3 separate regions of the Mus musculus genome follow, and all the other regions are linked to region 2. A link is a contact called in ENCODE POLR2A ChIA-PET data. All regions are on one chromosome and are shown on one strand. Each heading gives the region's core, a stretch centred on a gene start or an enhancer-like site at or near the end of the contact. The rest is flanking DNA. Distances are from core to core; before and after follow the strand shown.

Region 1 (3,044 bases), core at 10-2,509, 110 kb after region 2:
TATCAAAAGACGGCCTAGTCGGCCATCACTGCAAAGAGAGGCCCATTGAACTTGCCAACTTTAGATGCCCCAGTACAGGGGAACACCAGGGCCAAAAAGGGGGAGTGGGTGGGTAGGGGATTGAGGGGGGTGGATATGGGGGACCTATGGGATAGCATTGAAAATGTAAACGAGGAAAATACCTAATAAAAAAAATTAAAAAAAAACAAAACCATATGATTTTTATCTGAGAGTTAGCTCCTAACAGTTCTCTGGGTTTGTAATTTGATATTAAGGGTTATCTTTTTTTTTTTTTTTTAAATATTTATTTATTTATTATATGTAAGTACACTGTAGCTGTCTTCAGACACACCAGAAGAGGGCGTCAGATCTTATTACAGATGGTTGTGAGCCACCATGTGGTTGCTGGGAATTGAACTCGGGACCTTTGGAAGAGCAGTCAGTGCTCTTAACCTCTGAGCCATCTCTCCAGCCCCAAGGGTTATCTTTTTTGATTTGAGTTTCGGTGCTGGGTTGAACTCAGGTCTTGGTGCGTACTGCTACCACTAAGGTCGGGGACTCCAAGTATGAAGATGTTCTGCAAGCCTATTTGTCTTCAATCCCCATCCATAGCTCCCCGCCCCAACTCCTTTACAACCTCTACCCACCTGCGTTTCTTTTATTCTAACCTATCTCCATTTTCTGCTACCAATTCAAATAAACTGTCTCCTTCCATCCAAAAATGCAACCCCAGGCCTACGAGGATTCCCATTTTGTTTCTGGTGCTGAGCTGCCCTTAAGGTGGTTATCTGCAGTAGTCTACCCTGCCCTGGCTTCAGCAGGAGCGCTAGGACACTGGTCTTCCTTTCCTCTCAGTCGTCTGCCTGCCCTAGGCTCCTCAAGACACCTACAGCTCCTTCCAGACAAGAGTGCGGCAAGGTCTTGGTCTAGGCTAGGCTCCAAGATGAGTTGAGGTCTCACAGTGCGGTTCGCTCTGCCCGTCCTGAACTGCCACCCCTATTTTCTATCCCTGGACACAGATGAAGATGTCCATTTCGCTACTTGGTAGCACTACTCCTCTAATCTCCCCCCCCAAGGCAGTTGAGGGGCGCCAACACGGCGGTAGGGACAGGAGGTGGCCGGACGACAGCTGGGTGGGCGGCCCTGACCTTCCTGCAATCAATGAGGCGGGGCCGGCCGCGCGGAGCCGGGGCGGTGCTGGAGCCCACCGCCGCCGGCGGTCCCGGCAGCTATAAAGCGGTGGCGCGGGGCTCAGGCTGAAGTTGCAGCATTTGTCACACCCAGAGCCCGACCATGGAGCCTCCGCTGCCCACGCCGATGCTACTGCTGTTGCTGCTGCTGCTCTCCAGTTCCGCCGCGCTCCCTGCACCTCCCAGGTGAGCAGGGTTGGGAATCCGTTTCATCCCGGCCACGCCCACACTTCAATTTCTGACCCTTATGGCTTCACCCCTCCCCAGGACCCCAAGACACTCAGACGGAATGTTCACCAGCGAGCTCAGCCGCTTGCAGGACAGTGCCAGGCTGCAGCGCCTGCTGCAGGGTCTGGTGGGGAAGCGCAGGTGAGCCCGCGCTAGGTAGAATTTTCCAGACTGGCTAGTATGGGACAGGCCCGCCACATCCCTGTACACCACTAATTCTACTTTGGGCGTGGGGGTGGGGGTGGGGTCAGCGAGCAGGACACAGAAAATATCCCAGAGAACAGCCTGGCCCGGTCCAAGCCCTTAGAGGACCAGCTCTGCTTGCTGTGGTCGAACACTCAGACCCTACAGGACTGGTGAGTTTTCCATCCTCAGCTGGATTCCTAAAGTGCCCCAGCCAGGTGGGTACCCGCACTCTGATGGTCACTCACTAGTCCCCTCTCCTTCCACAGGCTTCTGCCCAGGCTGTCCCTGGATGGGTCCCTGTCTCTCTGGCTGCCTCCTGGACCAAGGTCTGCTGTTGATCGTTCAGAGTGGACTGAAACAACCAGGCCACCCAGATGAGGGAGGAAGAGTCTCTAGGACCCTGGCTGGAGTAGGGATTGGTTGTCCTTGGCATCAATAAAAAAGGAATTTAGACCCTGGTCTTTTAGCTCATGGTGTGTGATGTCTGATAAAATGAAGGCCGCCTCTGCTCCGAGAGCCTGGAAGGCGTGGACAGATCCAGCCATCTCATTCAGTGGCTAGGACCACACCCAGCTGCCCTTTGAACCCAAGAAGCCAGCTAGGACATTTCTTATCTCTGGCATCAGCTGAACCCCTCTTTTCCCAGCTGAATTCCCTAGAGTGCCACCTTGCCCTGTGGTCCATTTAGCAAAATTTCTAGGGATCAGGGACTCCCCACCCTGGTCCAGCCATGTGGCCAGGGTAAATGAAGTGGTGAGGAGGAGGCTCAGGCGGGGTCATAGGGGTCCGCTTATGAGTGGGAGGACCTGAGTACATCCTGGCTCTAACATGTCTAGGCCTGAGGCCTGACGGTGATGTCATCTCCCAGTAGGCAGCTGTAGGACCAGTGAAGGGTTGTGAGACAGTGCTCAGTCTTTGCAGAGGCTTGGAGCCTCGGGAAGGTTTTCAGACACCTAAAGCAGCCAGCCCTGCAAAGGCCCACAGTAGTGAGAGCTGTGCAGGCCCTTTCAACAGAACACCCCCTACGACCCTCCTGATCCCACCCAGGGCCTTCTTCCTATCTCTGAGAGCTTACAGGCAAAAGGAGAGGAAGCATATCTAATGGAGGCCTGGGCTGTGTCCTCACCAGGATTCCTGTCTTCCATCAGATACTGGCTCCCCAAACCCCAGCTCCTAGCTGTGGCTGAAAGGTTCTATCTGCATCCTAACACCAACCAAGGCTCTGCCAGGCCCTACCCTGGGGGAACTGCTGTGTTTCTCATACAGCAGGAGCATACTGGGACACAGCCATTTCCCTTGGGAGTGGACGAGGGAAGGGAAGGGAGACGACATGACATAGCTCCAGGGATTTTGCTAGAGAACACTGAGGAGAAAGAGACAAGATGAGGGACACCCCAATGAGGGCTACAGTAGACCCAATGGCTCAGCCTGTTCTTGCTC
Region 2 (3,062 bases), core at 7-2,506:
TATGTAGCTCAGGCTAGCCTGGAACCATGTAGCCCAGGCTGGCCTCCAACTCATAAAGATGTGCCTGCCTCTGCCTCCCAAATGCAGGTGTGAGCTACCATGCCTGTCTCTTGCTCTCTTCACAAACATTAGCCGGTAAACTCTGCACTACACACACAGTGGAAAAACCTTAGGACTCCCAGATGGATTTCTGGAAGCTGACGAACACAGCTTGTGTCAGACGGGTTTGCTATTAGACCCACATCAAGTCTGTCCTTTATAGCTAAGCAGCCCAAATATGCCTAATCACTCTCTGCGACTCTCTGAGAGATAAACAATGCACTTACTCATGAGGAATTAAAGCCTGTTTCTCAAGTCACCGTGAGAAAGCAGAAAAGAGCAGAAGTGCTTTTGTACTGAGCTCACACGGAGCATTTCCTGAAAGTCTTTCTCACAGCACATGTGAGATCACCTCCACCACCCTCCAAGGATGAGAGCAAGACTAACAGCACAAGTCTTTCCACCTGTTTTCCGCGTCCCTACCAAGTCCAGGAAAATCTGAGTACTGGAGCTGCGCATGGTGGCACTGCCTGATCCAGCACTAAGGCTAAGATAGAAGGATTACCAGGAGTTCCAGAACAGCCTGTGGCTACACTGTGAGACCCAGTCTCAAAAGAGAAGGAAGTATGACAATGATAACCATTTGATTTAGTGTGTGCAACTGGTCTGACTCCAGCCATGCTGTGTACTGCCCATAGAGAGTAACCAGCTGCATGTGGAAAACCAGTGCAACAGGCTGCAAAAAGCAGATGGTGTCCAGTCTTGCAGACTGCACTGGCTCCAAAGTTGAGCCTGTGTCATCGTAGGGAATTGGGAGTAGGGGTGGGGGCACCCCGGGTCAGGGAGACTTTCTCGGACTACCTCTACCCACCGAGGCTTCGCGCCGGGCTCCCAGGGTCACCAATAGCCCAGGAGCTATTGATCCTTGAAGGTTCCGCAAACTCACCAATCCCAGCTCCAGCGCCCGCGAGGCCCCGCCCCTGACACCCACACCGGTGCTGGTTCCAAAATTGGGGGCGCAGCAGCTTAAATAGGGCGCATGCACCGCGTCCTCTTACCATTGAAATCACCCGTGTCGGCCACCACGGTGGTGAACTGCTTGAGCTGGTCCAAGGCGGACTCCATCCTCTGGCGCTTTACCGGGGACCCCGACATGGCGAAACGCGAACAGCTGAGGCGGTAGCCGGTGCGTGCTAACCCACAATGCCCCGCGCGTCCTGGCCAATCAAAGCAAAGCTAAATGAAGCCTGACGACGAGCCCCGCCCATGTACTTGGAGACCTTGCCATAGACCACGCCCCGTGTCACGGTCGGAGTTCTCTTCCCCAGTAGCGAGTGGTTAGTTTCTACCAGTCCAAGGAGAGTGGATTCTTTGTACCCCTCTAGAGCTCGGATGCGTAGAATGAACAGACAACGGATTCTACTGAGACGCGCGCTCAGTAAGCCTCAGACCCCACGGACTACGGATGGATGGGTGGCAGCGCTCTCGCTCCACACCCATGCTAATCCTTGAGCGGGTCCTTGCCTCCAACTGTGCATTCCCTACAGGGGCTTCAGAAGTGCACCCTTTCTCCAGCTGTGGGACTCCCCTACTCCCAGTTTAGGGACTGGGAGCTGCGCCCTCTCTGCTGATCGCGATAAGTCAAGCTCGGTGCAGCCCCTGCTTACAGGCAGACAAGCTAAAGCACAGTCTGAGAATCAATACAGGTGTATGGCCCCATGGGCGACTTCTGGCAAAGCCACCAGTTTCCGCTTCCCAGATGGAGTGGTTCTGGTGTTGCCTTAAGCTGCTGGGTGATCCTTCCCTTGCCCATGATTTTGCATCTCCCCTGGCTGGAAGTCTGTCTGGAATAAGCAGCAGTTTGAGAAAGTTGAGATGGGGAATTGAATCTTCAGTCATGAATAAAAATAGTAAGGGCAGTTTCTTTTACAGTGTTCCCATTATTGATTTGCAGTTCTTTGAATATGCTGGCTCAAGCTATTACACATATATGTGTATGCCGGATATTTTCTGTTAATATTTTGTTTACCACTCGTCTTAGTTTGCTTTCTATTGCTGTGATAAACACCACCACCCAAAGCAACTAGGCGAGGTTGATTGTACCTTACCCTCCCAAGTAACAATCTATCACTCAAGGACTGCAAGAAAGGCGCCTGGAGAAAACTTCTCACCGGCTTGCCTCCCTTGGTTTGCACAGCCTCCTTTCTTTACAGCCCTGAACTTCCAGGACCACCTGCTCAGGGATGGCACCACTCACCGTGGTGCTATGGGCTTTCCCTTATCAATCATTAATCTTAAAATTAATTTTTTCTTAAAAACGGAGCCAGGCAAGGTGGTACAGACCTTTAATCCCAGCATTCTGGAGGCAGTGGCAGGTGGATTCAAGGCCAGCCTGGTTTACATAGGGAGCTCCAGACTCGCCAAAGGGAAAAAGCCTTGCCGACTGACTTGCTAATCTTGAGGACAGAGGCATTCTCTCATTCGAAGTTCCCTCCTCCTGCAAAATCCGAGCTGTGTCAAGTTGACAAAAAAAAGTAACCAACACACTTTTTTTTTTTTTTTTTTTTTTTTTAGTATCTTTTAAAAATAGATTTTTCTTTGAAAGGAGACTGGCCTTGAACTCTTGGTCTTCCTGCCCCTGCCTTCCAAGTGCTCAGATTACAGGCAGGGGCCACCATACTTGGCTCCAGCTGACTCTATTCAAGTTCACTGGAAGATGGACTTTTATATACTAGGGGCCACAGAGGCTGCCTCTAGGGCAGTGTTTCTCAACTTGTGGGCCACAACCCTTTTGCAGAGGTGGTTGTGGGTGGGGTCAAATATCAGATAGCCCGCATATCAGATATTTACATTTTGGTTCATCATGGTAGCAAAATTACAGTTATGCAGTAACAATAAAAATAATTTTATCTTTGGGAGTTACCTCAAAAGGAGGAACTGACTCCATTGAAAGGTTGCAGCATTAGGAAGGCTGAGAACCATTGTGCTAGAGGACTAGGCTAATTGAAGGGGGCTCCACCTAT
Region 3 (2,700 bases), core at 78-2,577, 83 kb before region 2:
CTCCTCCAAGCCTTTGGCCTCCACCCCATCCCCTAGGGCAGACCCTACAGACCATCTCCTATCCCACTCCCCTGCCACCCTCACCTCTGGCCACCAGCAGTCTTCAGTCCAGATCTTGAGCCTGATCCCAGGCCACAGTGACTCACAGGCCCCCACTGCCCCCTCTGGCCAGGGCAGGATGTTGGGGGGAGGGGACAGGACCGGGAAGTCGCCTAGCTCGTGGCTCTGCACGTGGCTCCATGGGGGATGGCAAAAGCTGCCAGGGAGGCTGTCCAGGGTGACATCGGGGGCACAACCACCAAGCTGGCCAGTGGCTCCGACCAGCCACACTCAAGACCCAGGAGACCCCTCCCGACCTCCCCTCCATCGTTTGTTTCCCAGAGGCACCTGGAAAATGTCTAGGACCCCCCAGAGCCTTCACTGTAACCAGATCTCAAACTTCCCAAGCTCTATCGAACTTCTCCAGCTTCTCACTGCAAGCTGCCTCGTTTTCCTAAGGGTAGCTCCCAACACACAAGAAGGCGGCCAAGGTGATACACTCCCCAGAAACCAGCTCCTTGCCCATTCCCTTAAGTCCTTAAGTCACGTCCAGGTGAGGCAGACCTGTGGCCACTAGCAGTCTCGCACGCAATCTCCGCGTCTGAGCCAAATATCCCGGGAAAAAGAGGTTAGAAGGTCTGTTCATAGGGTGCCTCCTCCATGACGCCTTCCCGGACCACCGCCCTGCTCCTCTCCCCAGGAAAAGACCCTTCTCAGAGGAGAGGACTGTACTGAGCGCGGGAGGCCGCCGTCGGGGCTCGGGACACCGTACCGCCGACGGTTCTGCAGCGGCCGAAGAGAAGGACGCCCCAAACTCCAAGGCCCGGACTCTGCCTGGGCACCTCGGGTAAGGGCTCCAGACCGAGACCCCTTGGAGTCCGGGCCAGGAGGCGGGAAGACCGCCTTGGCCGTGGACAGTCGGCAGCCCGCTCTCCGGCTGCGCCACCACCACTTGTTAACCACCTCTTGGCTCCAGTCGGCTTGCGATCCGGCCAGCGGGACCCCAGCCCGCTAGAACCGCCGTACCTGTGCGCGCCGCCGCACGGCGGAGCAGCTGTCAGTCAAGGCAACACGAGAAACGCGAACCGCCGGCCGCGGACCTTTCGGCCTTGCTCGGACGCCGTAGCGCCGGGATCTACCACCACAGCGGGAGGGGGGGGACCGGGATGCTGCCGCGGGCTCGGAGGCTCTCGGAGCCCCGGGTGGGCACGAGCAAGGAACACCGCCGCTTCAGGGTAATCATGGGAGCCGGGGCAGGGCTGCGGCGGGATTCAGGGAGATGCGGGGCGGGGCTCTGGATCTTACGGGGCGGAGCTAGGGCGTAATGAGCCCCGCGCTATGGGCGCGCCTGGGGCGGGCCTTGAAAAGCTACTGCCGGCAGCCTGCACGCCAGACGCCGCCATGATCATCCCGGTGCGCTGCTTCACCTGCGGGAAGATCGTCGGCAACAAATGGGAAGCCTACCTGGGTCTGCTGCAGGCCGAGTACACGGAGGGGTGAGACGGCGGGCCGCGGGGGATGGGACAGGACGGGAAGGCTGGACTGGGGGCATGAAGTCGAGGGGCAATGGGGAGGGTTCTGCGGCGGACCGGGAGTGAAATTGAGGTGTCCTGGGCCGGGGGTAGATAAGATTTCCTATGGAGAATTGGCAGGGCAGGGGTTGTGGGGTCTAGTGAGAAGACTGGATGTCCTCCAGCCCAGACCTGTGATGTATTCCCAGAAGAGTGAGTCTTTAGTTTGTTTTCGAGGCAGGATTTCGGTGGCTGACCTGAATTCTCTATGTAAAGCAGTCTGGTCTGAAACACTTCGAAATCCTGCCTGTCTCCTGGATGTTGGGATTAAAGGCGTGCAATATCACGCCCAGGCTCTCAGAAGTTTGGAAGGTGGTTTTCTTCAAGTTGCTGGCCTTTGGGAAACTTCTAAGCATCCTTCCCGTGGGTGACACCTCAAGTCTCTTCCCTGTCGACCTACTCTCTATCCTCTATCTGCTTTCCGACCTACCCCTTATGTACTTCGAACCTCGTGGGCCCTTTAAAATGCAGGACAGGCTTTGTGGGCATCGTCTTGTGCTCACTACTATGACTGTCCCCCAAAATAGACCTCTGGCCACCATGTCAACACCAAGGGGTTCTCTTTCTCTGCACAAGCCATAAGTCAGTGGGGCTTAATGAGCAGCTATTAGATCAGCTCTGATGAGTAGCTGCTAGCCTTCTGGGACCCTCTTTCACTTGGGCAGGAACCTCTCAAGCTGTCTAGGTCCCAGAGAAATTAAATCTAGTGTGAGTTCAAAGCCTGTGGGGTAGCAACAACCAGTTCATGGCGTTTAGTCAGAGTCCACCTGTGGGGCCTGGAATTGTACTCCTTGATGAGGGGATATTGGTCTCCTAAGCTTTCCCAAATAACCCTGGAAGCCCATAACCCTGGGTACAAGAGACAAACGCAGAGATACAGGGGGTTAGAGAGATGGCCCAACTGTTTTTTTTGTTGTTGTTTTGTTTTTCAAGACAGGGTTTCTCTGTGTAGCCCTGGCTGTCCTGAAACTCACTTTGTAGCTCAGGCCGGCCTCGAACTCAGAAATTCACCTGCCTCTGCCTCTACCTCCCAAGTGCTTGGGATTAAAGGTGTGCACCACCACACCCAGCTAGATGGCTCAACTGTTAA

The links. ChIA-PET counts read pairs that join two places held with the same protein, here RNA polymerase II (POLR2A).
Region 1: POLR2A ChIA-PET joins it to region 2 with 10 read pairs in embryonic stem cell. The contact joins the promoter of Sct here to the promoter of Taldo1 in region 2. POLR2A ChIA-PET finds 5 or more read pairs at or near these places in 3 of 5 experiments (Patski and embryonic stem cell).
Region 3: POLR2A ChIA-PET joins it to region 2 with 43 read pairs in Patski. The contact joins the promoter of Tspan4 here to the promoter of Taldo1 in region 2. POLR2A ChIA-PET finds 5 or more read pairs at or near these places in 4 of 5 experiments (Patski and embryonic stem cell).

What each region holds. Positions count from the first base shown.
Region 1 is chr7:141,277,348-141,280,391 of GRCm38, reverse strand. Sct (secretin) reads left to right here and starts at 1,259. Exons shown (of 4, transcript NM_011328.3): 1 at 1,259-1,376; 2 at 1,458-1,559; 3 at 1,670-1,774; 4 at 1,871-2,063. The coding sequence starts at 1,294. The coding sequence ends at 1,982.
Region 2 is chr7:141,390,354-141,393,415 of GRCm38, reverse strand. Taldo1 (transaldolase 1) reads right to left here and starts at 1,256. Exons shown (of 8, transcript NM_011528.4): 1 at 1,098-1,256. The coding sequence starts at 1,194.
Region 3 is chr7:141,473,863-141,476,562 of GRCm38, reverse strand. It overlaps Tspan4 (tetraspanin 4), which reads right to left and starts at 1,327. Exons shown (of 8, transcript NM_053082.3): 1 at 1,066-1,327. Polr2l (polymerase (RNA) II (DNA directed) polypeptide L) reads left to right here and starts at 1,410. Exons shown (of 2, transcript NM_025593.1): 1 at 1,410-1,535. The coding sequence starts at 1,441.